Regions from separate parts of the Mus musculus genome. Here region 2 is linked to region 1. Evidence: chromatin loops called from intact Hi-C (ENCODE). Cell type or tissue: left cerebral cortex. All regions are shown on one strand. Links, peaks and the distances in the headings refer to the core of each region. The heading gives the core; the rest is flanking DNA.

Region 1 (12,621 bases), core at 1,870-9,869:
GCATTTCTAGGAGACACAGTTTCACAGAAAACTATTGATCATCTGGCCCTTAAGTCTTGTTTTTGCCTCTTCTACAAGGATCACTGAGCCTTAGATACAGGAGTTGTTTGTAGATAGATACATTAATTGGAGCTGAGCACTTTGATTAATTGTTTCTGTTGCAAAGGGAAGTTTTCTTGATGAGGGGTGAAGACTGCATTTATCTGTGGGCATAAGGAGAGATATTTAGAGTGTAGTTAGGGGTTATGCTTCTTTAGTACACCCCCAGCAATGGTCCCCTTTTATTTTCCTGGTTTCTGTGGTTCCTCTAGTATATTATTTTCTCACATCTGAAGATTTGGAGTTAGGAGCCTCAAGTAAGAGAGAACATGTAGTATTAGCCTTTCTGTGTATGGGTTACTGCACTTGGTATGATTTTTCGGAGTTGCATCTATTTACATGCAAACTTCATGTTTTCATTTTTCTTTACTGTTGAATAGTATTCCATAGTGTCTATGTAACACATTTTCATTATGTATTCATTGTTTGAAGAGGTGCTGTAAATAGAGTGGCAATGAATATGGCTGAGCAAGTTTCTTTGGAGTAAGATGTTGAATGTTTTGGACACATGTGAAGGAGTGGAATAGTTGGGTTACATGGTAGATTTGTTAGTTTTCTGAGAATTCTCCACATTGAGTTTCAGAGTGACTGCATCACTATGGAATCCCACCAACAGTGAATGAGATTTGCTCTTCTCCAAATCCAGGACAGCACTTAGTGGTGGTTCTTCTGTTGATATTGTCATTCTGACAGATAAGATAAAATCTCAAAATTGTTTTAATTACTAGGAATAATGACGATTTTCCTAGCCAGTCTTTAGCCAGTAAAATACTTTGTGTTCTTTATATATCATAGGCCTGCCTTTATATGTTACTTGACCTTTTGCCCTTACTGCTTTTAATATCCTATCTTTATTTAGTGCATTTGTTGTTCTGATTATTATGTGTCTGGAGGAATTTCTTTTCTGGCCCAGTCTATTTGGAGTTCTGTAGGCTTCTTTTTTTTTTTTTTTTTCCATTTTTTATTAGGTATTTAACTCATTTACATTTCCAATGCTATACCAAAAGTCCCCCATATCCACCCACCCCCACTCCCCTGCCCACCCACTCCCCCTTTTTGGCCCTGGTGTTCCCCTGTACTGGGGCATATAAAGTTTGCAAGTCCAATGGGCCTCTCTTTCCAGTGATGGCCGACTAGGCCATCTTTTGATATATATGCAGCTAGAGTCAAGAGCTCCGGGGTACTGGTTAGTTCATAATGTTGTTCCACCTATAGGGTTGCAGATCCCTTTAGCTCCTTGGCTACTTTCTCTAGCTCCTCCATTGGGAGCCCTATGATCCATCCATTAGCTGACTGTGAGCATCCACTTCTGTGTTTGCTAGGCCCCGGCATAGTCTCACAAGAGACAGCTACATCTGTGTCCTTTCAATAAAATCTTGCTAGTGTATGCAATGGTGTCAGCGTTTGGATGCTGATTATGGGATGGATCCCTGCATATGGCAGTCTCTACATGGTCCATCCTTTCATCTCAGCTCCAAACTTTGTCTCTGTAACTCCTTCCATGGGTGTTTTGTTCCCAAATCTAAGGAGGGGCATAGTGTCCACACTTCAGTCTTCATTCTTCTTGAGTTTCATGTGTTTAGCAAATTATATCTTATATCTTGGGTATCCTAGGTTTTGGGCTAATATCCACTAATCAGTGAGTACATATTGTGTGAGTTTCTTTGTGAATGTGTTACCTCACTCAGGATGATGCCCTCCAGGTCCATCCATTTGGCTAGGAATTTCATAAATTCATTCTTTTTAATAGCTGAGTAGTACTCCATTGTGTAGATGTACCACATTTTCTGTATCCATTCCTCTGTTGAGGGGCATCTAGGTTCTTTCCAGCTTCTGGCTATTATAAATAAGGCTGCTATGAACATAGTGGAGCATGTGTCCTTCTTACCTGTTGGGGCATCTTCTGGATATATGCCCAGGAGAGGTATTGCTGGATCCTCCGGTAGTACTATGTCCAGTTTTCTGAGGAACCGCCAGACTGATTTCCAGAGTGGTTGTACAAGCCTGCACTCCCACCAACAATGGAGGAGTGTTCCTCTTTCTCCACATCCACGCCAGCATCTGCTGTCACCTGAATTTTTGATCTTAGCCATTCTGACTGGTGTGAGGTGGAATCTCAGGGTTGTTTTGATTTGCATTTCCCTGATGATTAAAGATGTTGAACATTTTTTCAAGTGCTTCTCTGCCATTCGGTATTCCTCAGGTGAGAATTCTTTGTTCAGTTCTGAGCCCCATTTTTTAATGGGGTTATTTGATTTTCTGAAGTCCACCTTCTTGAGTTCTTTATATATGTTGGATATTAGTCCCCTATCTGATTTAGGATAGGTAAAGATCCTTTCCCAATCTGTTGGTGGTCTTTTTGTCTTATTGACGGTGTCTTTTGCCTTACAGAAACTTTGGAGTTTCATTAGGTCCCATTTGTCAATTCTCGATCTTACAGCACAAGCCATTGCTGTTCTGTTCAGGAAATTTTCCCCTGTGCCCATATCTTCAAGGCTTTTCCCCACTTTCTCCTCTATAAGTTTCAGTAGCCAACATCAAAGTAAATGGAGAGAAGCTGGAAGCAATCCCACTAAAATCAGGGACTAAACAAGGCTGCCCACTTTCTCCCTACCTTTTCAACATAGTACTTGAAGTATTAGCCAGAGCAATTCGACAACAAAAGGAGATCAAGGGGATACAAATTGGAAAAGAGGAAGTCAAAATATCACTTTTTGCAGATGATATGATAGTATATATAAGTGACCCTAAATATTCTACCAGAGAACTCCTAAACCTGATAAACAGCTTCTGTGAAGTAGCTGGATATAAAATAAACTCAAACAAGTCAATGGCCTTTCTCTATACAAAGAATAAACAGGCTGAGAAAGAAATTAGGGAAACAACACCCTTCTCAATAGTCACAAATAATATAAAATATCTTGGCGTGACTCTAACTAAGGAAGTGAAAGATCTGTATGATAAAAACTTCAAATCTCTGAAGAAAGAAATTAAGGAAGATCTCAGAAGATGGAAAGATCTCCCATGCTCATGGATTGGCAGGATCAACATTGTAAAAATGGCTATCTTGCCAAAAACAATCTACAGATTCAATGCAATCCCCATCAAAATTCCAACTCAATTCTTCAACGAATTGGAAGGAGCAATTTGCAAATTTGTCTGGAATAACAAAAAACCTAGGATAGCAAAAAGTCTTCTCAAGGATAAAAGAACTTCTGGCGGAATCACCATGCCAGACCTAAAGCTTTACTACAGAGCAATTGTGATAAAAACTGCATGGTACTGGTATAGAGACAGACAAGTAGACCAATGGAATAGAATTGAAGACCCAGAAATGAACCCACACACCTATGGTCACTTGATCTTCGACAAGGGAGCTAAAACCATCCAGTGGAAGAAAGACAGCATTTTCAACAATTGGTGCTGGCACAACTGGTTGTTATCATGTAGAAGAATGCGAATCGATCCATACTTATCTCCTTGTACTAAGGTCAAATCTGTAGGCTTCTTGTATGTTCATGGGCATGTCTTTCTTTAGGTTTGGGAAGTTTTCTTCTATAATTTTGTTGACGATATTTGCTGGCCCTTTAAGTTGAAAATCTTCATTCTCATCTACTCCTATTATCCGTAGGTTTGGTCTTCTCATTGTGTCCTAGATTTCCTGGATCTTTTTGCATTTTGCATTTTCTTTGATTGTTGTGCCCATGTTCTCTACGGAATCTTCTGCACCTGAGATTCTCTCTTTCATCTCTTGTATTCTGCTGCTGATGCTTGCATCTATGGTTCCTGATTTCTTTCCTAGAGTTTCTATTTCCAGAGTTGTATCCCTTTGGGTTTTCTGCATTGTGTCTACTTCTCCTTTTAGGTCTTGTATGGTTTTGTTCAATTCCATCACCTGTTTGGTTGTGTTTTCCTGTATTTCTTTAAGGGATTTTTGTGTTTCCTCTTTAGGGAATTCTACCTGTGTAGCAGCGTTTTTCTCTGATTCTTTAAGGACTCCTACCTGTGTAGCAGTGTTCTCCTGTATTTTTTTAAGTGAGTTATTAATGCCCTTTTTAAGGTGTTCTACCAGCATCATGAGATATGATTTTGAATCCAAATCTTGCTTTTCGGGTTTGTTGGGGTATCCCGGACTGGCTGAGGTGGGAGTGCTAGTTTCTGTTGATGCTGAGCAGTCTTGGTTTCTTTTGGTAAGATTATTATGTTTGCCTTTCACCATCTGGTAATCTCTGGTGTTAGTTGTTATAGTTGTCTCTGTCTAGAGCTTGTTCTTCCTGTGATTCTGTTAGCCTCTCTCAGCAGTCCTGAGAGTCCAGCTCTCTCCTGAGTCTCAGTAGTCAGAGTACTCTCTTCAGGTAAGCTCTCTTTTGCAGGGAAGGCCCGCATAGGTCTGGTGTTCAGACCTGACTTCTGGCTGAAGATTATGACCCAAAACAGGGCCTTTCCCAGAACATGTGCTGCCTTTGCAGTCTGCGAGCTCACCTGCACAGACTGGTCTCAGAGGGACCCGGGAGACAAGATGGATCCCTCACCTGTTCCGCCAGTCAGAGCCCTCCCAGGTGGTCTCCTCTCCTCTGTCGGGGAAGGTGCCTGGATGTCTGGAGCCTGAAATGGGATCTGTTCCAGAAGCTGTGTTGCTTCTGCCTGTCCCAGAAGCTGTGTAGCTTCTGTAGTCCGCTCGTTCACCCTCCATAGTCGGAGAGCTGACCTGCGCAGACTGGTCTCAGAGGGACCTGGGAGACATGATGGCTCCCTCACCTGCTCTGAAGGTCAGAGCCCTCCTGGGAGGCCACCTCTCCTCTGGTAGAGAAAGTGCCCGGATGTCTGCAGCCCAAAACAGGGCCTGTCCCAGAAGCTGTGTCGCTTCTGCAGTCTGCTCGCTCATCCTGTACATAAGCTTTTTATATTTATAAATTCATTTGTCTATTGTTGTTTTAATTCTTGAGCAATTTAAATCCTCTTCAGAAAGTCCTTTCCTATATCTGTATCATATAGGATGCTGTCTATGTTTTCTTCCAGAAGTTTCAGTGTTTCAGCTTTTATATTAAGTCTTTGATACATTTGGGGTTAGGCTTTTTTCAAGGTAGTAGATACAGGTCTGATGTCATTTCTCTGAATGTGGAAATCCAGTTTTCCTAGCACCATTTGTTGAAACTGAATTATTTTTCTAGCTTTTGTCATATTTGTTAAATATTAAGTAGCAGAATTTAGACATGCTCATTTTTGTTGTTCAGGATTGTTTTGGCCATCCGAGGTCTTTTTTGGTTCCATATGAATTTTAGATTTTTTTCCATTTCTGTGAAAAACAAGATGGGGATTTTGATTTGGATTGCATTGAATGTATAGATAACTTCTTGTAAGTGTTCATTTTCATGTTATTTTCTATGAATACATGGGTATGGAATGCATTTTTTTTCTTTTTTTTTCCTTTTCCATTTTTTATTAGGTATTTAGCTCATTTACATTTCCAATGCTATACCAAAAGTCCCCCATACCCACCCACCCCCATTGGCTGTCTCTACATCTCTCTTCAAAAGCTTAACAATTTCATTGTAGAGGTTGGGTTTTTTTCTTAGATATTTCATATTCACTGAGGCAATGGTGCATAGGAGCGAGTCTACAATCTGTTTCTGTATGTTTGATCTTGGTATATAGAAAAAGCTATTGATTTGTGCAAGTTGATTCTGTATCCTGCCACACTGTTGAATTTGTTTATCATTTCTTGAAGTTTTCTGGTAGACTTTTTGGGATTTTTAATGTATACATATCATCTGCAAATAGAGATGGTTTGAATTCTTTCCCTGACTCTCAATCTTTTTCTCTTGCTCTATTGCCCCACCTAGTGTTTTGAGCACAATATTGAAAAGGAAGGGAAATAGTGTTTCTCTCTCTTTTGTTCCTAACTTCAGTGAGATTGCTTTAAGCTTTCCTCCATTTAGGATAATGTAATCTGTGGGTAGCTTTTATTATGCTGAAATATATTTCTGCTAGCCTTACATTCTCTAGGAGTTTTATCATAAAGATGTTGGCATTGGATTTTGTTAAAGGACTTTTCTGTATCTATTGAGATAGTCATGTGATATTTTTCTTAAATACACTTGTGTTCTCTATTACTTTTACTCATTTGTATATGTTGTACCATCCCTGTAATTTCAGAGATAAAACCAACTTGGTCATAGTGGATAATCTTTTTGACATATGTCTATATTTTATATGCAAATATTTCATTAAGGATTTAAAAAATGTATGTTCATCAGCGATATGACCTTTTTTTCAACTTTGAGGTTTTTATTCTTTTTAAAAAATTTAATCATTAATTAATTACCTAATTAATTACATTCCAGATTGTATCCCTCTCTTGGTCTTGCCTCTGACTGTTCCACATCCCATACCTCCCCCCTGCCCCTGTCTACACAAGGATGTCCCTACCTTCCCTCCCTCCACCCCACCAGATCTCTAAACTCCCTGGGGCCTCCAGCTTCTTGAGGGTTAGGTGCATCTTCTCTGACTGAACACAGACCCTGCAGTCCTATGCTGTATATGTGTTGGAGGACTAATATCATCAGGTGTATGCTGCCTGGTTGGTGGTCCAGTGTTTGAGAGGTCTCGGGGATCCAGGTTAATTGAGACTGTTGGTTCTCCTACAGAGGTTACCCCCCCTCCTCAGCTTCTTCCAGCTTTTCCCTAATTTATCCATAGGGGTCAGCAGCTTCTGTCCATTGGTTGGTTGCAAATATCTGTATCTAACTCATTCAGCTGCCTTTCAGAGGGCAGCCATGATAGGTCCCATTCACTCACTTGATGCCCTGTCTTTCTGCTGGAGGTGGGCTCTACAAGTTCTCTCTCCACACTCTAGGGCATTTCATCTAAGGTGCCTCCTTTTGAGTCCTGAGAGTCTCTGGTATATTCTAGAGGGTCACTCCAACCTCCTACCTCCCAAGATTGCCTGTTTCCATTATTTTTGTTGGCCCTCAGGGCTTCAGTCCTCCTCCACCCAATACCAGATCATGTTCCCCTCTTCACTCTTGCTCCCCATTCACTTTAACTCCCAGGTCCCTCCCTTCGTCCCCCCTTGTGATTGTGATTGCTTTCTTCTCCCTCCCAAGTAGGAAGGAGGCATTCTCACTTGGGCCCTTTGTTTGTTGACCTTTTTGAGTTCTGTAGCCTGTATCCTGAACCCCCCTTTTTTTTTTGGCTAATATCAACTTACTAATGAGTACACACCATGAATGTCCTTTTGGGTCTGAGTTACCTCAGCATGATATTTTCTAGTTCCATCCATCTGCCTGCAAACTCAGGATGTCTTTGTTCTCAATAGCTGAGTAGTATTCCATGGTATAAATGAACCACATTTTCTGTATCCATTCTTTTGTTATGGAACATCTGGGTTGTTTCCAGTTTTTGGCTGTCACAAACAAGGACACTATGAATGTTGTGGAACATGTACCCTTATGGCATGGTGGGGCATCTTTTTGGGTATATTTCCAAGAGTAGTATAGCTGGGTCTTCAGGTAGATCTATTTTCAATTTTCTGAGGAATCTTCAAACTGATTCCAAGTGGTTGTAGCAGTTTGCAATCCCACCAGCTATGGAAGAGTTCCTTTTTCTCCACATGCTTTTCAACATGTGCTGTTACCTGAGGTTTTGATCTTAGCCATTCTGATTGGTGTAAAGTGGAATCTCAGGGTTGTTTTGATGTGAATTTTTCTGATCACTAAGGACTGAACATTTCTTTAGGTGCTTCTCAGTTATTTGATATACCTCTTCTGTGAATTCTCAGTTTAGTTCTATACCCCGTTTTTTGATTGGGTGTTTGTTTGTTTGTTTGTTTTTTGGTGGTTAGCTTCTTGAGTTTTAAAATATATTTTGTGAGTTAGTGAAGATTTCTTCTCAATCTGTAGGTTGCTGATTTGTGTTATTATGTCCTTTGGCTTACAGAAGCTTTTATGTTTCCTGGGTTCCCATTCATCAATTCTTGATCTTAAAGTGTGAGTCATTGGGGTTCTGTTTAGAAAATTTCACCTGTGTCAATGAGTTCAAGGCTCTTTCCTGCTTTCTCTTCTATTAGATTCAGTGTATCTGATTTTATGTTGAGGTCCTCGAACCACTTGGACTTGAGCTTTGTGCAAGGTGATAAATATGGGTCTATTTTCATTCTTCTACATACAGGCAGCCAGTAAGACCAGCACCATTTATTGAAGATGCTTTCTTTTTTCCACTGCATATTTTGGTGTCTTTTTCAAAGATCAAGTGACCATAAGTGTGCGGTTTTATTTCTAGGTCTTCAATTGTATTCCATTGATCAACCTATCTGTCTCTGTACCAGTATCATGGAGTTTTGATTACTATTGTTCTGTAGCAGAGCTTGAGGTCAGGAATGGTGATTCCCCAAGCTGTTCTTTTATTGTTAAGAATTGTTTTTTTGCTATTCTTTTCTTTCTTTCTTTTTTTAACCTTTCCAGATGAATTTGAAAATTGTTTTCCCCATGTATTTGAAGAATTGTGTCGGGATTTTGATGGGGATTGCATTGAATCTATAGATTACCTTTGGTAGGATGGCCATTTTTACTATGTTGATTCTGCCAATATATGAGCATAAAAGATCTCTATATTTCCTGATATCTTCTATGATTTCTTGAGACACTTGAAGTTATTGTCATACAGGTATTTCACTTGTTTGGCTAGAGTTACCCAAGATATTTTATATAATTTGTGGCTATTGTGAAGGGAGTTGTTTCCCTAATGTCTTTCTCAGCCTGTTTATCCTTTGTATAAAGGAAGGCTACTGATTTATTGGAGTTAATTTTATATCTGGCCACTTTGCTGAAGTTGTTTATCAGCTGGAGAAGTTCTTTGGTAGAATTTTTGGGTCCCTTATGTATACTATCATATCATCTGCAAATAGTGATACCTTTATTTCTTCTTTACCACTTTGTATCCCTTTGATCTTTTTTTGATGTCTTATTGTTCTAGCTAGCACTTCGATTACTACATTGAATAGATATGGGGAGTGAGGGCATCCTTGTCTTGTCCTTGATTTCAGTGGGATTGCTTCAGGTATATCTACATTCAATTTGATATTGGCTATTGGTTTGCAGGAAAATTCTTTTATTATGTTTAGGTATGGGCCTTGAATTCCTGATCTCTCCAATAATTTTAACATTAAGAGGAGTTGTATTATTTTATACGCTTTTATAATATATTAATAGGTTAAAAGGGTCAAGTTATATAACAGTGTATTTACATACCCTTTGACCTTGCCATTTCATTTTTTTAAAATAATTTTTTAAAATGAACATAAATTGCTAAAGTCTTTTTGTTCGTTTGTTTTGTTTTTAGTAGACCTTAAAATCTTAGCTCTGACTGTGGTACAAACACAAAATAAGAACAGTTTTTGGAGATTGGAGTTCATTGTAATAAGACTGTACTTGAATGTCCCTCACATCACCAAAGGATTCTACCTCCATAGTAGATTAGCTATGAGTTGACAATTCTGGACCAAGGAATCAATTGTAGGCATAATTTTTGGATATAGATTTCGGGCTATGGTCAAAGCTATTTGAATTGAGTGATTGTCATCACTCTCATCCCGCAGGGAACAGGTTACATTCATTTAAGAAATGGTGTGTGGTCTATCCATGAAGCCATTCATCAACTGTTTCAATGAACAATGGTTCTGCTTGGAGGGTGGCACAGACGTTAGATGAGGTTAAGATCATTGGCTATAATGATTTTGAAAAGCATTCATCTCAGAATAAGAGTAACTTATAAAGTCCTCTTCTTCAAAATTGATACAATAATTATAAATATCAAGCAAAACCTTCAGACTCAATCTTTGCTGTTCTCTTACAAGCCACCTCCCAAATTAATTGTCTACATTTCTATTGGCTGTATAAATAATTTTGAAGTATGCAAGCTGTTCTGAAAACCATAGTACAGCAAAAAAACATCAAATAAACAATCATACTATTAGAGATAGAAGAAACATGATTTCCAGACCATTATGTGGCACACAGAAAGACCCTGTCATGTACAAACAAGCAGAAAGTGTACATTGATTGTACAATATTGGACCTATTTCTCCCATTACCAAATTAGAGAGACCATGGGATGACAGCCGACAAATTTCTAAAACCTCATATTTTTGAATTTGAATCTATTAGGATATGTTGGTAATACTAATTTTCATATTAAGAGATCTTAAGGAAAAGTGATTGTTACTTCCTGTTAATTTTCTTGTTAGAGGTAGAATTATATTTGTGTGGGTTTGTCGAAAGACTTATTTCTTGTTTCATCCAGGGTGTATTACCACTCCTTGTATTGGTGTTTTCCGCCTATTATCCTTTTTAGGGCTGGATTTGTGGAAAGAATTGTGTAAATTGGGTTTTGTCATGGAATATCTTGTTTTCTCTGTCTATGGTGATTGAGAATTTTATTGGGTATAGTAGCCTGGGCTGGCATTTGTATTCTCTTAGGGTCTGTATGACATCTGCCCAGAACCTTCTAGATTTCATAATCTCTGGTGAGAAGTCTGGTATAATTCTGATAGGTCTGCCTTTACATGTTACTTGACCTTTTTCCCTTACTGCTTTTAATATTCTTTCTTTGTTTAGTGCATTTGGTGTTTTGATTATTATGTGACAAGTGGAATTTCATTTCTGGTCCAATCTATTTGCAATTCTGTAGGCTTCTTGTATGTTCAGGGGCATCTTTTTTTAGGTTAGGGAAGTTTTATTCTATAATTTTGTTGAAGATATTTTCTGGCCTTTTAAGTTGTGAATCTTCACTTTCTTCTATACCCCTTATCCTTAGGTTTGGTCTTCTCATTGTGTCCTGGATTTCCTGGACGTTTTGGGTTAGGATCTTTTTGCTTTTTGCATTTTCTTTGACTGTTGTGTCAAAGTTTTCTATAGAATCTTCTGCACCTGAGATTCTCTCTTCTATCTCTTGTATTCTGTTGGTGATGCTTGCATCTATGACTCCTGACCTCTTTCCTATGTTTTCTAACTCCAGGGTTGTCTCCCTTTGTGATTTCTTTACTGTTCTAGTTCCATTTTTAGATCCTGGATGGTTTTGTTCCTCTCCTTTGCCTGTTTGATTGTGTTTTCCTGTAACTCTTTAAGGGATGTGTGTGTGTGTGTGTGTGTGTGTGTGTGTGTGTGTCTGTGTGTGTGTGTGTATGTGTGTGTGTGTGTGTGTGTGTGTATGTTTCCTCTTTAAGGGCTTCTAGTTGTTATCTTTGTTTTCCTATATTTATTTAAGGGAGTTATTTATGTCCTTCGTAATGTCCTCTATCATCTTTATGAAAAGTGATCTTATATCTGAATCTTGCTTTTCTGGTGTGTTGGGGTGTCCAGGACTATCTTTGGTGGGAAAATTAGGTTCTGATGATGCCAAGTAACCTTGGTTTCTATTGCTTATGTTCTTATCTCCTGTCATCTGGTTATTTCTAGTGCTACCTTCCCTGGATATGTCTGACTGGAGCATGTTATTCCTTTGATTCTGGTTGTGTCAGAACTCCTCTGAGTCAAGCTGTCTCTGTCTGTGATCCTGTGATTCTGTGATCCTGTGATCCTGACATCCTGGGTTTGTCCAAGCTCCTGGAGTCAAGCTGCCTTTGGGACCTTGAGATCCTGGTGTGACCAAGCTCCTGGGGTACTGGGATCCTCTGATCCTGGGTGTGGTAGAGCACCTGGGAGTGGAGTTGCCTCTGGGTATTGTGGGGCTAGCTGTGGAGTTTGTCCCCAGGGTCTGCTAAGGTCGCCATCCCAGACAGACTGGAAGGAACCCATGCCACTGGTCTGGCAGAGTTCCTGTGTGCCTAGGTTCTGCTAGTCCTAGTTACTCCCTGTGTTGGGGACACATGTAGTGTCCTCGTCACCTCTGATCCTCTGATCCTGGGTGCATTGGAGTGCCTGGGAGTGGAGCTGACTCTGGGTGTTGTGGGTCTTGCTTCAGAGTTGTCCCCAAGGTCTGATTTGGGCACAGGCCCAGACAGACTGGTAGGGTGTTGTATTTTTGTCAAATGCTTTTGCTGCATTTAAGGAGACGATCATTTGATTTTTTCTTTGTATTTTTATAATGGATTACATTAATGCATTTTTGTATATTGAACCAACTTTGTATCCCTAGGATAAGCCTACTTGATTGTGGTGAATGATGGTTTGTATGTGTTCTTCGATTCATTTAGCAAGAATTTTATTGAGTATTTTTGCATTGATATTTACAAGCAAGTTTGGTCTGAAGTTCTCTTTTTTTGGTTGGGTCCTTGTGTTGTTTAGGTATTGAAGTAATTGTGGCTTCATAGAACAAGTTAGGAACTGTTCCTTCTCTTTATATTTTATGGAATAGCTTGCAGAATATTTGTATCAGGTCTTTGAAGGCCTAGTATAATTCTGCACTAAATCCATCTGTTCCTGAGCTTTTTTTGGTTAAGAAATTTTTAATGAATTCTTCTATTTCCTTGTGAGATATTGGCATATTTAGATATGTTACCTGCTCTTGATTTTACTTTGGTATATG
Region 2 (12,621 bases), core at 2,813-10,812, 110 kb before region 1:
TGTCTCTGGATGTTCTTGTTGTAGTAGGTATTTGGGGGGAGGTGAGCCTCGATGGTCCTTGTGTGGCAGGCCTTTGATGGGTATCCTTGGGTTGCATGGTTCTGGGCCTGCAGGTCTGTATGGTCTAGGTGCCTCAGGTCTGATAAAGGTGGGCAGAGAGGTGGTAGGAGAATGGAGGTCCCACTGGGTTAGCAGGGTAGCTTGGCTTGGCTCAGAGGGCTCACAGAACAGGGAAGATGGGTGGGGGAAGGGAAGCTAACCTGTATGGTTTAGTAGTCTCAGGTCTGATTGAAGGTAGGGGGAAAGGTGGCAGGAGAATAGAATAGCAGGCTGCTCAGGGTCTAGTTGTATCTCTTAATGGTACTGAAAAAGTCTTTTGTATTTTTGTATTGTTTTTCAAATTCTAAGTTGACAGTTAATCATCAGTGATGCTATAAAAATGGAAAGTAAGCAGCATTTATAGCTACAGTGTCATCTACTACCAGAGCATAAATGGCAAATTTTGTTTGATAGATTTTTTTTTTTTATCTTCTTCAATTCACCCAGCCAGTGTCTGATGAAACAAACTGCTTTTTATGAATATTACTTATTTTTAACTAGGCACATTGTCTTAATCTGAGTTCTATTCCTGTGAAGAGACACCATAACTAAGGGAACTCTTATAAAGAAAAGCATTAATTTGGGATGACTTATAGTTTCATAGATTTAGTTCATGATTTTCATGTTGGGAAGCATGGCAACATACAGGTCCTGGAGGCAAAGCAAAGAGTTCTACATCTTGATCCACAGGCAGCAAGGAGAAACTGTGTTACTGCCTCCACTTCCTCCAAAAAGGCCATACCTATGCAAATAAGGCCATACCTCCTAGTAGTGTCACTCCCTATGGTCCAAGCAGTCAAAAACATGAGTCTGTGGGGGCCATACCTATTCAACATCATATATACATTATATCTTTTTATGCTGTTCATAAGTTGCTTAATAAACTCACCATCAGTATAATCTTCTTGTTGTTAAAAATGCTACTATGTAATGAGTGTTTATAATCTGAATTGAGTAACCGACTTGGTCTAATTAGAATCTGACTTGTAACTTTTAAAAAGCTTATTGTTGGTGAGAACACAAGTTTACTTTTCTGTCCTGCTACTTTGTCTTCACGACACAGCCTTTGATACGCCAAACCTGTCAACATGTTATTGCATACTGCACATTTTCAAATGACAGTCTTTGAAAGCATGAACAGATTTCCTCCACACTAAGCAGAATGCCTTGTAATCTGCCTCCGAAGATTGCAGTCACTTGCCACTTTTTGTTGAATGATATTTCTTCATCTATAATTTTCCTTTGTATGAGTTCTGTTTTTTTTTACACAAGTATATATATGGAGAATACAAATGAAATGATATGATTTTTAAAATAGAAGTTCACTCAGATAAATGTGCGTTACATAATATAGTTTGCAGTGGAATTTACATTTGGTGGTTTGAAATCATGTTATAGGGCTGTAGATGTGGGTCAGTGGTTAAGAGTACTGCTCTTGAGGAAGAGTACATGGGCTTGGTTCCCACCACCCACCCTGGCCATCTCACAGCCATATTTAATGTCAGTTCTAGGAGATCCGACACCCTTTTCTGGACTCAGGCATATTCATTCACAGGTGCATAAACTCATGTGCACACATATACATAAAATTAAAAACAAATCGTTTTGAAAATGAATTATGTTTAGAAAATGAATCTAAGTCAATTAGAAAATTCATGGTTCACAAAAATCCATGTATTGTTGTAGACATGCTTTTTTTTGGTTACTTTATTGGATTTTTATACCTACTACACTTCCAATCTGTACTCCACTCTAATCCTTTTCAACCCTACAACACTAGGTAGGAGAAAAAGATTAGAGGGGAAAGCAAGTTTAGACCTCTTTAAAGAGACTACTTCCTGCTGATTATTGGCATTGAATTCCTTGGGGCAAGTCTAATCTTTGTAGTCAGGATATCTCCAATTTGTTCTTATCTCTTTGATCATGGCCACTTGACAAACCACAGTGACAGGGACCACCAGCAGCAAAGGGAGCAGCAGCAGAGGAAGCAGCAGCCTCCGCAGAGTGTGCCTGGCCCCTTTTGTGGTTCTGGCATTTACACCCTCTCAAAATTTCCCAGAATTTCAAATGTCACACAATCACAGAAACTATCTGAAGCTGGCAGAACCATATCCCTGCTAGAGCACCAGGCAAATCATAATCACTTGCTGTGAAGCAGCCTCTTATTCCATACCTAGGATATAACTGGGATTTTACTTTATTTTTTAACTGTAACCAGCTTTATTAAAGGTACTTTGCATAAACAATCATGGTTTTTCAGGCAGGACATGGCCAGACAATCAACAATATACAAGAACTTCCAAATTCCCTTTTTGTATAGACTACCAGAATCAGAAAGCCACTATAAAACCCAATGAAGTCTTTCTTCATCCAATGCTTTGAAAAGGGGGAAGTAGCTTAGAGTGAGAGTTGACATTTCACATTAAGGATGTTGTTTAACAACTTTTCAAAAGCTGACCCTGACTTTCAGGAAATGAATGTGGCAGAATTATCAATCTGAAGATCTACAATCTTTTTTTTTTTTTTTTTTTTTGAGACAGGGTTTCTCTGTGTAGCTCTGGCTGTCCTGGAACTCTGTAGTCCAGGCTGGCCTCGAACTCAGAAATTCACCTGTCTCCACCTCCCAAGTGCTGGTATTTAAGCTGTGCACCACCATGCCTGGCTGATCTACAATCTTTTATAAAAGGAACCAGTGCTCTTCTGAGAACACTTGATGAAGTCACTGCAAAGTCCACATCACCCAATAGACTGGAAAACCAATTTTGGAGGCCAGGTTCCAACAGGTCTCTGGTTTTTAGGGAATTAAGTCTATGTTGATAGTACAGGGGGGAAGAGGATATAAAACTGAATTTATAGTTTTTCCAGACCACAAGACATTGTTGTGCCTTGGTGGCCACCTAGGTCAAGACCAGAATATCTCTCCTGGGAGCCAACAGGAGCCTTTCAAAATTATCAGGGAAAGAGTTTTTCTGTCCTCAATCCAGCTTGGGAGAGATTTTGTTACTGACACATGATCCTTCCCCCACCCAGTAATGAAGTGTTCTGTGTGCTAACAATATAGCTTAAAAAAAAAAAACAAGTAAAACAAAATTCTGCATTTTTATAAAACTTGATAAAAAGTAGTATTTCAAACTGTACTGTCACCAGAAGTACACAGTTATCAAAAATGCACACGCGTTACTTGGCATCTCCAGCACCTTCAGCTTTCTGTGCCTGGCTTGTTTTGGCATCTCCATTTTTTGCAGGATTATTTGAATCCTTCCCAGTGTCGGCTTTCTCCTTCCTCCCCTTGGGTACCTTCTCTCCCTTCTTTGTAGGGACCTTTTTAGGTTTGGGCCCTGGCTTTGGAGGAGCAGGTTTAGCAGACAACCTTGAAGATCTTCTCTGTGGCTTGTCCTTCACCTTGATTTTGTCTCCTTTAGCATCCCCTTTAGCCTTTCTTTTGGGCATGGTGGCAGCAGAGGACGTCGGCACTGAACACGGGTATACAGTGGCGTGCGGGTTTGGTCCGTGCCGGGGTTGTCCTTGCTGCTTTTTCACACTGCTCCATAACTGGGATTTTAAAGAAACCAAAATTCTCACTAACATTATGTTAACTGAGTAAGAACATCATCATACATTTCCTAAAGGCACAGAACAAAATTTACATGCTTAACATTCAGTGAGCCAAAAATTTGTACTGAATCTACTGATAGTATGGATTTACTGATACTTTGATTAGTGGGATGTATTTGAAGTAACTGAATATATTTCTCAATGAACTGATATTTTATCTTATAACCAAAATCTTTTGGTTTTACAATGTATGTAGTAAATATATATATTTATATATATTTAAAGTAAGTAAAGGACCCTTCTAACTCATCACTTACATATGATGGTTACATACCTGTTAATTTGAAGAAAAATAAGAATCCTATTTTGTGTATGCTCCATTCTATTTCCAGAGGAACTTGACTGATACAGCTTGTCCACAGACAGGCACTATTTCTTGGAATGTGCTACAGAGAACACTCTGTTTGGGAGGCATATGACCAGCTCAGGCAACAAACCCCTTGTGATGGTTTATATATGCTTGTCCCAGGGAGTGACACTTATTAGAAGGTGTGACCCTGTTGGAGTAGGTGTGGCTTTGTTGAAATAGGTGTGTCACTGTGGGCGTGGGCTTTAAGACCCTCCTCCTAGCTGTATGGAAGTCAGTGTTCTCCTAGCAGCCTTCAGATGAAGATGTAGAACTCTCAGCTCTTCCTGAACCATGCCTACCTGGATGCTATTATGTTCCTACCTTGCTGATAATGGACTGAACCTCTAAGAGTTGTCTTGGTCATGGTGTCTGTTCAAAAGCGGTAAAACCCTAAGACATCCCTCTTTGTCCTCTAGCCTTCCTGAAAGAGGATATGGGTTATGCATGAAGCAGAACAGTTTAAAGAGAGACCATTAATACCCTATGAGACATGACAAAGGGATTGTGTCTTTTTTTAAATTGGTATTTATTTCTTTTACATTTCCAATGCTGTCCCAAAAGTCCCCCACACGCTTCCCCACCCACTCCCCCACCCACCCACTCCTACTTCTTGGCCCTGTCATTCCCCTGTACTGAGGCATATAAAGTTTGCACGACCAATGGGCCTCTCTTTCTACCAATGGCCGACTAGGCCATCTTCTGATTCATATGCAGCTAGAGACACTAGCTCTGCGAGTGGGGGGGTGTTCTGGTTAGTCCATATTGTTGTTCCACCTATAGGGTTGCAGATCCTTGGGTACTTTCTCTAGCTCCTCCATTGGCGGGGGGGGGGGCTGTGATCCATCCAATAGCTGACTGTGAGCAACCACTTCTGTGTTTGCTAGACCCCAGCATAGTCTCACAAGAGACAGCTATATCTGGGTCCTTTCAGCAAAATCTTGCTTGTGTATGCAATGGTGTCAGCGGTTGGAAGCTGATTATGGGATGAATCCCCGGATATGGCAGTCTCTAGATGGTCCATCCTTTCGTCTCAGCTCCAAACTTTGTCTCTGAAACTCCTTCCATGGGTGTTTTGTTCCCAATTCTAAGAAGGGGTAAAGTGTCTACACTTTGGTCTTCGTTCTTCTTAAGTTTCATGCGTTTAGCAAATTGTATCTTATATCTTGGGTATTCTAAGTTTCTGGGCTAATATCCACTTATCAGTGAGTACATATTGTGTGAGTTCCTTTGTGATTGGGTTATCTCACTCAGGATGATGCCCTCCAGGTCCATCCATTTGCCTAGGAATTTCATAAATTCATTTTTTAATAGCTGAGTAGTACTCCATTGTGTAAATGTACCACATTTTCTGTATCCCAGTTCTTCACAAACTATTCCACAAAATAGAAACAGAAGGTACTCTACTCAACTCATTCTATGAAGCCACAATTACTCTGATACCTAAACCACAAAAAGACCCAACAAAGATAGAGAACTTCAGACCAATTTCCCTTATGAATATTGATGCAAAAATCCTCAATAAAGTTCTTGCTAACCGAATCCAAGAACACATCAAAACAATCATCCATCCTGACCAAGTAGGTTTCATCCCAGGGATGCAGGGATGGTTCAATATACGGAAATCCATCAACATAATCCAGTATATAAACAAACTCAAAGACAAAAACCACATGATCATCTCGTTAGATGTGGAGAAAGCATTTGACAAAATCCAACACCCATTCATGATAAAAGTCTTGGAAAGATCAGGAATTCAAGGCCCATACCTAAACATGATAAAAGCAATCTACAGCAAACAGTAGCCAACATCAAAGTAAATGGTGAGAAGCTGGAAGCAATCCCACTAAAATCAGGAACTAGACAAGGCTGCCCACTTTCTCCCTATCTATTCAACATTGTACTTGAAGTCCTAGCCAGAGCAATTCGACAACAAAAGGAGATCAAGGAGATACAAATTGGAAAGGAAGAAGTCAAAATATCACTTTTTGCAGATGATATGATAGTATATATAAGTGACCCTAAAAATTCCTCCAGGGATTGTGTCTTCTTAAGGACATAAAAGCAAGTTAGATTTCTTAGTAAATGGAATGTAGTGGTAGACAAAAAGGGGTCACAACACCACACATCCTTGAGTGCCATCGAGGTTCAGATAACTTCTTTAGGCCGCTGATTTCAAACAAAGTGGGGGGGGGGTAGGGAATACAGTATTTAATTTGTGTGAAAAGCCTGTAGTGAGTATTATTTCTAGTGAATATGGGGACCTTGACAAACATGGCAGAATAATAAGGAGATCTTGACGAACATCAGCGTCATAAGAACCATGATGTCCAGTGTCATGAGCCAGTCATCTGCACAGTAAATCCGTGCAAGGGGGCAGAGAATAGAGAAGTTCAAAACTTGTCTCTTTAAAACAACACTAATTCTCTTTTCTCACTGTCTAAAAGGCTCCCCCCTTGTGGCTACAGAGGAAAATATTCTTAGCATAGCCTAACTCAGGAGGTGGTAGGGGAAAAGCCATTTCTCCGATACCCTAACTCACACTGGCTGCCCGAGTGGTTCTGGTTTTCAGAGTAAAACCTGTTTTGGCCGTTTGCACATAACCTTTACCTCTCTCTGTAGATTGTGTACGCTTGTCTCTACTTACAAACATCTTGTCTCTATTTCCCTACTGAGTCTTGGATGTCACAATCAGCCGTCAAAAGGTATCAGAACAGGGCTGAGGGGTGCAGCAAAGTGCTTAGTGTTAGAAAAGGTGCCTAACTTGTGACAGGCCCTTGGTATGACCCCATGGCTGATAGAGAGGAATGGGGAGGGAGGGAGGGAGAGAGGGAGGGAGAGAGGGAGACAGAGAGAGAGAGACAGACAGAGAGAGACAGAGAGACAGAGAGAGATAGATAGAGACAGAGACAGACACGGGGGAGGGCAAGAGAGAGGGAGGAGGAGAGAGAGAGGTTAATTAGATTATTACTTTCATCTCTAGCACAATGTTCAGCAAGGCAGCCTCCAGGTCTAGGAGATGTGTCTTCTTTTTAAGTATTTTAAGGATATTTGTTGTTACATTAAAGGTCCACCCAGTTAACCACCTCTGCAAAAACACTGTCCCCTACCCCCAAATAAACTACCTTTTTGCAAGATACAGTAACAAATTTATCTCAACTCACTCTACCATATCCTCTCCTGTTTTTGAAGTTTCTGCCAGGAAGACTTGTAGTGAGCAGAGTCTCCAGGAGATGGCTCTGTGCGTCTGCACAGTAAGAGGATGAAAAACCAGGGAGACTAACAATGAAGGTTCTGTAAACTTGGTGGCTCAAGACGATTTTATGTTAATGATTTATTATTTTCAAACCCAGCAATGACTGTGTTTCTTCATAGTGTATCATTTCACACTGTCTCCCTTCCTTGTGATTCCATTGTAACCACCCAGGAGATCTCCCCTCCAAGGCAGCTGAGTAGCAATTTTAATCCTATGTGCAGTGGTAACTCTGCCTTTGCTACCCATCAGGAAACATCCACAGGTAGTTGTTTTATGCCTTCGTTCCTTCTCTGTGATTATCTCTCTAGAAATCTAACAGGTTTACAAATCTTAAAAATTCCCCAAATCCAGCTTTATTGATTTAGCTATAATTTGCTACCTCGTTTAAAATTAATTTATCATTCTACTTTCTTTTTTTGTACTTCTCTTTCTCTCTGTATACAAGTATGTGCATGCATATATGTACATACATACATACATACATACATACTTACATACATACATATATGCATAAAAAGTACATGGAGTCAGAGTTTGATTCTGGTTTTCCACCTTAGCTTTTGAGACAGGGTCTCTCACTGAATCTCAGGTTCCCTCATTCAGCTGGAATAGCTGGCCAGAGGGCTCCCAGGATCTCGCTGATTCCACTAGAGCCCTGGGGTTACAGACAATGCACCATGATGCTCAGTGCCAGAGAACACCCCAGTTGGGTATGGGGGTCCCTGGACTGAGGGTCCTTGAAACTAGTTAAGGATTCAGCGGTGACAAACAGAAACAAACACAGAGGCAGTTTGAATCTGAGTGTATTTTGCAGCTCTCAAGTAGGGGACTTTATACATTAAAAAACCAAACATTACATCCCTTAGAAACTATAACCAATGAAACAATCACAAATACCAACAAAAATCATTTGGCACAGTAAAGCACAAAAATTATCCAAGCATTACAACTCTGAAACTATGTTTTCAGTGAATCACAAACAGAACGGGTAATATCATCATAATATAACAACTCTAAAAGGATGTATTCAGTGGGGGCTGTTGTCCAAGGCTAGTGGCATTATTTCCAGGAGCAGGTTAATAAATCTTTAACGGTCAGTGCTCTTAACTGCTGAACTAACTCTCTAGCTCCATGGTCAATTACTATTTAACATCTAATGCCTGATTTTTTTTTTTTTTTTTGTAAATCTTCAATATGTAAACTTAAACTACTTTATTTTTTTCTAATTAAGGCTTTCTTTACCATATACCAAAACCCACCTCTGATGACATACATGTAGTCATATGAAATTTTATTGTTGGGAAAATTTTTATCTATCATAAAAGTTTTGTAAATGATTTAAAAAGTAAAGCGTTGGTTTCCCTGGGGATAAGGTCATTTTAGTGACCCCCATCTCTAGGGATGGTTTCTTACACATTATTCTCACTTAAAATCTTGGCCTAGGCTACCAGGAACATGTAAATAAGAAAAGGAATAAGAGAAAACAACACAGATAGATTGCTGTGAGAACTATGGCTCAATATTTTTTCTCTGGCGAAGAGTTCCACAACCGGTTCCAGGAGGCCTCCCCCTTTTGAGGTCAATCGCCTCAGTCTGTGGAACTTGTCACACAGATCCTACTGGAGGTGGTGTGGCAGCTCAGCTTTTACATGGGTTCTAGGGAATTGAACCAAGTTTCTCATGTTTATGAACAGATACATTACCTACAGAGCCATGTCTCCAGCTCTACCTGTATTCTTTGCTAATTTTCCTTTTCTGCTTTTTCCCCCACATTTAATTTGATGATTATTAAAAAAAGACCCAACAATTTAAGGTTGCCTTTTCAGCCTTCCTTTTCTGCTATATACACATTGTAAACATGCTTTAATTTGGCCTCTCACTCATATGTAACTCAGTTTTTTCTTTAACATGTAACTTCAATTTAAAAAAAAAACATTTGTATAGATGTCTTTTGCCTGTGTGTATATCTGTGCACTACATGTGTGCCTGGTGCCCATGGTAGCCAGTAGAGGGTATCAGGTCCCCTCGAACTGGAATTACATATGGATGTGGGTGCTGGGACTCAAACACTGGTGTTCTGCAAGAGCAACAAGTGCTCTTAACTAATGAGCCATCTCACCAGCTCCAGATATTATTAAATAATCTCTTTTGTGGGGCGTGGTAGAAGCCTCAAATGAATGTGTGCTGTTGACATGAGCTGGCCATGTCAAGAACCTTAGCTTCAGACCTATGGGAAAATGGCAAAGCCTCCCCGTAAGACCCCCTTTCGGGGACCCTTACTCTAGTCTCAGGAGAGAGAGCGCACCCAAAGAAACACGTGAATCCTTCTTGCTGTAAACACATGAGGCAGTTTAATGGCGGAGCTCTGGGTCGAAATGTATCTCATGCAGGAGACAGTGGATTCGACCCCAAGGCTCAAAGTTAGGGGTTTTTATGGGGTAAAGGGCTTACAAACAACCAGCCATTTCTGAGTACTTTATATGACTTACAGGTCTTGAAATTTCACCTTTCTTTCATCCCTACCCCAGTGCTTGAATTAGAATGACCCCCATAAGCTCATAGATTTGGATATTTGGTCACCAGGGAGTGTGCACTATTTGAAAGAATTAGGACATGTGACCTGTTGAAGGAAGTATATTACTGGAGTTGGACTTTGAGGTTTCAAAAAGCCCATTTTAGCCCAGAGTCTCTTTCTTCCTGCTCCCTTTGGATCTGCATGTAGAATTCTCAGGTACTTCTCTAGTATCATATCTGCCTGAATTTGACCATGCTTTTCACTGTGATTACAATGGAATCAACTTCTGAAACTCTAAGCAGGCCCCAATTAATAAGAGTTTCTGTGGTCACAGTGTGTGATGAGAATTCTGGAATTTTGGTTTCTTAAAAAAAACACAGAAATATAAGCATATGTTTTCATTTTAGTCCCAGGTGTGGTGATATGGGCTTGCTTCACAGCAGCTGACTATGATTTGCCTTGTGCTCTATCAGAGGCATGGTTTTTGCAGCTGCAGATAGTTTTTGAGATTATGTGACATTTGGAATTCTGGGAACTTTTCAGAGGTTATATAAATGCTAAAGCCCTGATAGGTGGGATCCTTTGGTGGCTATTGGCCATTCAGGGAGGTTGGTTACAGTTCGTTAGTAGTTGTGCTCAAAGAAAAAAGAAGAAAGAAATTATGTTCAAGAATCTCTATCATTCTTTCTCCCCTCTATCCTTCTTTACCTCCTATCTCATGATGGGGGCAAAATTGGGGGGAATAAGGGTGGAATAAAAGAAGAAACCACAAAGTAACTAAGATCAACTACAATGGTGTCTCTTCATAGCAATATATCACTGACTAAGACACCCAAGGTGGGGCTTGGAAGGACAGCAAAGCCTTCCTCTGGTCCATGTGTGGATGTTGACAGTATATACAGAAAATGTCCACTATATCTTTCTTCCCCAGGATGTTTACAGCCTTAAAATTGCTACCCTTCAGAGACCGTTCCTATAAGCTTAGCTAAACCTGTCTCCTTGTTCAGCTGCATTTTTATTTGTTGTGTCTAGTAAGGGCATTGATGTCCCATTATAGAACAACTCACAACTACATTGTTTCTGTCTCTTTCTGTACACACACACACACACACACACACACACACACACACACACACACTTTAAAGACACTTCTATTCTAATAGGCCTCTAATGACTTTTTCTAAGGCCTTTAGTGTTAGTTATTCCCCTAAACTAAGAAGACAGCAATAATGGGCAAGAAGGAAACTGTCCATATGAATAGAAAATGCCCTATATGGACTTATATATTCATGACTAGGTTACCAGGGCAGGTAATTGGGAGTAACTGTATCTTGACTCTTCCTGTCTCTTGATCTGCTTACTGTTCATAGTGAGATAAATAGATCTCGGTTACCATACTATTCATGGTACCATGATGCCGTGTGTTATATTGTCCCCACATCAATGGATTCAAAGGTCTATGGACCAAATCCTCTGAGACTGTGAGTCCAAATAAATCTTGTCACCCTCAAATTTCTTTTTTTTTAAAGATTTATTTATTTATTATATGTAAGTACACTGTAGCTGTCTTCAGACACTCCAGAAGAGGGCTTCAGATCTTGTTACAGATGGTTGTGAGCCACCATGTGGTTGCTGGGATTTGAACTCCGGACCTTTGGAAGAGCAGTTGGGTGCTTTTACCCACTGAGCCATCTCACCAGCCCCCACCCTTAAATTTCTATCATATGTTTTGTCACAGTAACACAGAACCTGGCAGTAGACAAAGAGATTCACTGCAAGTGGGTGTTTAATCAGATATAGAAGACATCCTCAGAGCCTTAGTGATAAAATGGTATAGTAGTTATTTAAAATAAAATTACCTTAAAAAGCTTGAGCTGTTGTCACAGAATATCAGGGCATATGTAATATAGATAGCACACATTTGTTGCTCTCAGTTCTGGAGGATGGATAGTCCAAGATCAAGGGACAGCAAGGTTGCAAACATTCTTATGGTTCACTTTTTTGCAGGTGGTGTTTTCTTGCTGAGTTCTGCCATAGTAGAAAGGACAAAAGTTCCTTCTGGATTCTTCTATAAGACTACCATCCCTGCTCATATAAACCCTACTCTTAGGATATAGTCCCCCCCCTTAACTATTATTATGTTGCTAACTAGGTTTCAACATATGAATTTTGACATATTTAGACCACAGTGCACATAGACAATAGAACAGAACAGTGTGTCTAGAGATACAACACAAAATCCGTACAAATAGTTTCTCATGCATTATTGTTCAACTTAAGATTTTTTTGACTTTATGACGATGTCAGAGGATGATATTTAATAGATATCAAACTTTGAATATTGAATATGTTTTCTCTGGGTGAATGACACAAAGTTTAATACTGTTTTTTTAGTGCTGAGCAGTAGTAGGAATTTGTAGCCTCCAGCTAGCACCACACTCAGAAGATAAATGAGATGTCTTAGTTTGGATTTTACTGTTGTGAAAAGACACCACGACCACAGAAACTATTATAAAGTTAGTTTATAAATTTGATTGGGACTGACTTAGAGTTTCAGAGGGTCAGTCCATTGTCATTATAATGGGAAGCATATCAGTTTACAGGCAGACTGCAGGTGCTGGAGGAGCTGAGAGTTCTCCATCTTGATCTGAAGGACCTCCAAGCCCTCACCCACAGTGACAAACTTCCTCCAACATGGCCACACATACTCCCACAAGGTCACACCTCCTAATGGTGCCACTTCCTATCGGCCAACCATATTTAAACCACTACATAAGCAATGCTGGTCAT

What was found. A loop is a pair of places that touch in the nucleus more often than their neighbours do. Peaks named below come from ENCODE experiments on the same cell type or tissue, not always from the same donor. Only the 100,000 strongest peaks of a DNase experiment are listed, where the experiment ranks them.
Region 2: a loop joins it to region 1, with 8 times the contacts of the local background. A loop is called at or near these places in 9 of 42 quality-filtered maps.

Annotation. Positions count from the first base shown.
Region 1 is chr9:35,701,522-35,714,142 of GRCm38, forward strand. No RefSeq gene overlaps it. Among named protein-coding and RNA genes, the nearest start is that of Pate1, 20 kb to the left of the region's middle. In left cerebral cortex, for the core only: a CTCF peak has its summit at 5,937; a DNase peak (open chromatin) is centred at 5,928.
Region 2 is chr9:35,585,802-35,598,422 of GRCm38, forward strand. It overlaps the pseudogene Gm10105. Among named protein-coding and RNA genes, the nearest start is that of Pate4, 20 kb to the right of the region's middle. In left cerebral cortex, for the core only: CTCF peaks have their summits at 6,499 (motif pointing left) and 7,291 (motif pointing right); a DNase peak (open chromatin) is centred at 7,298.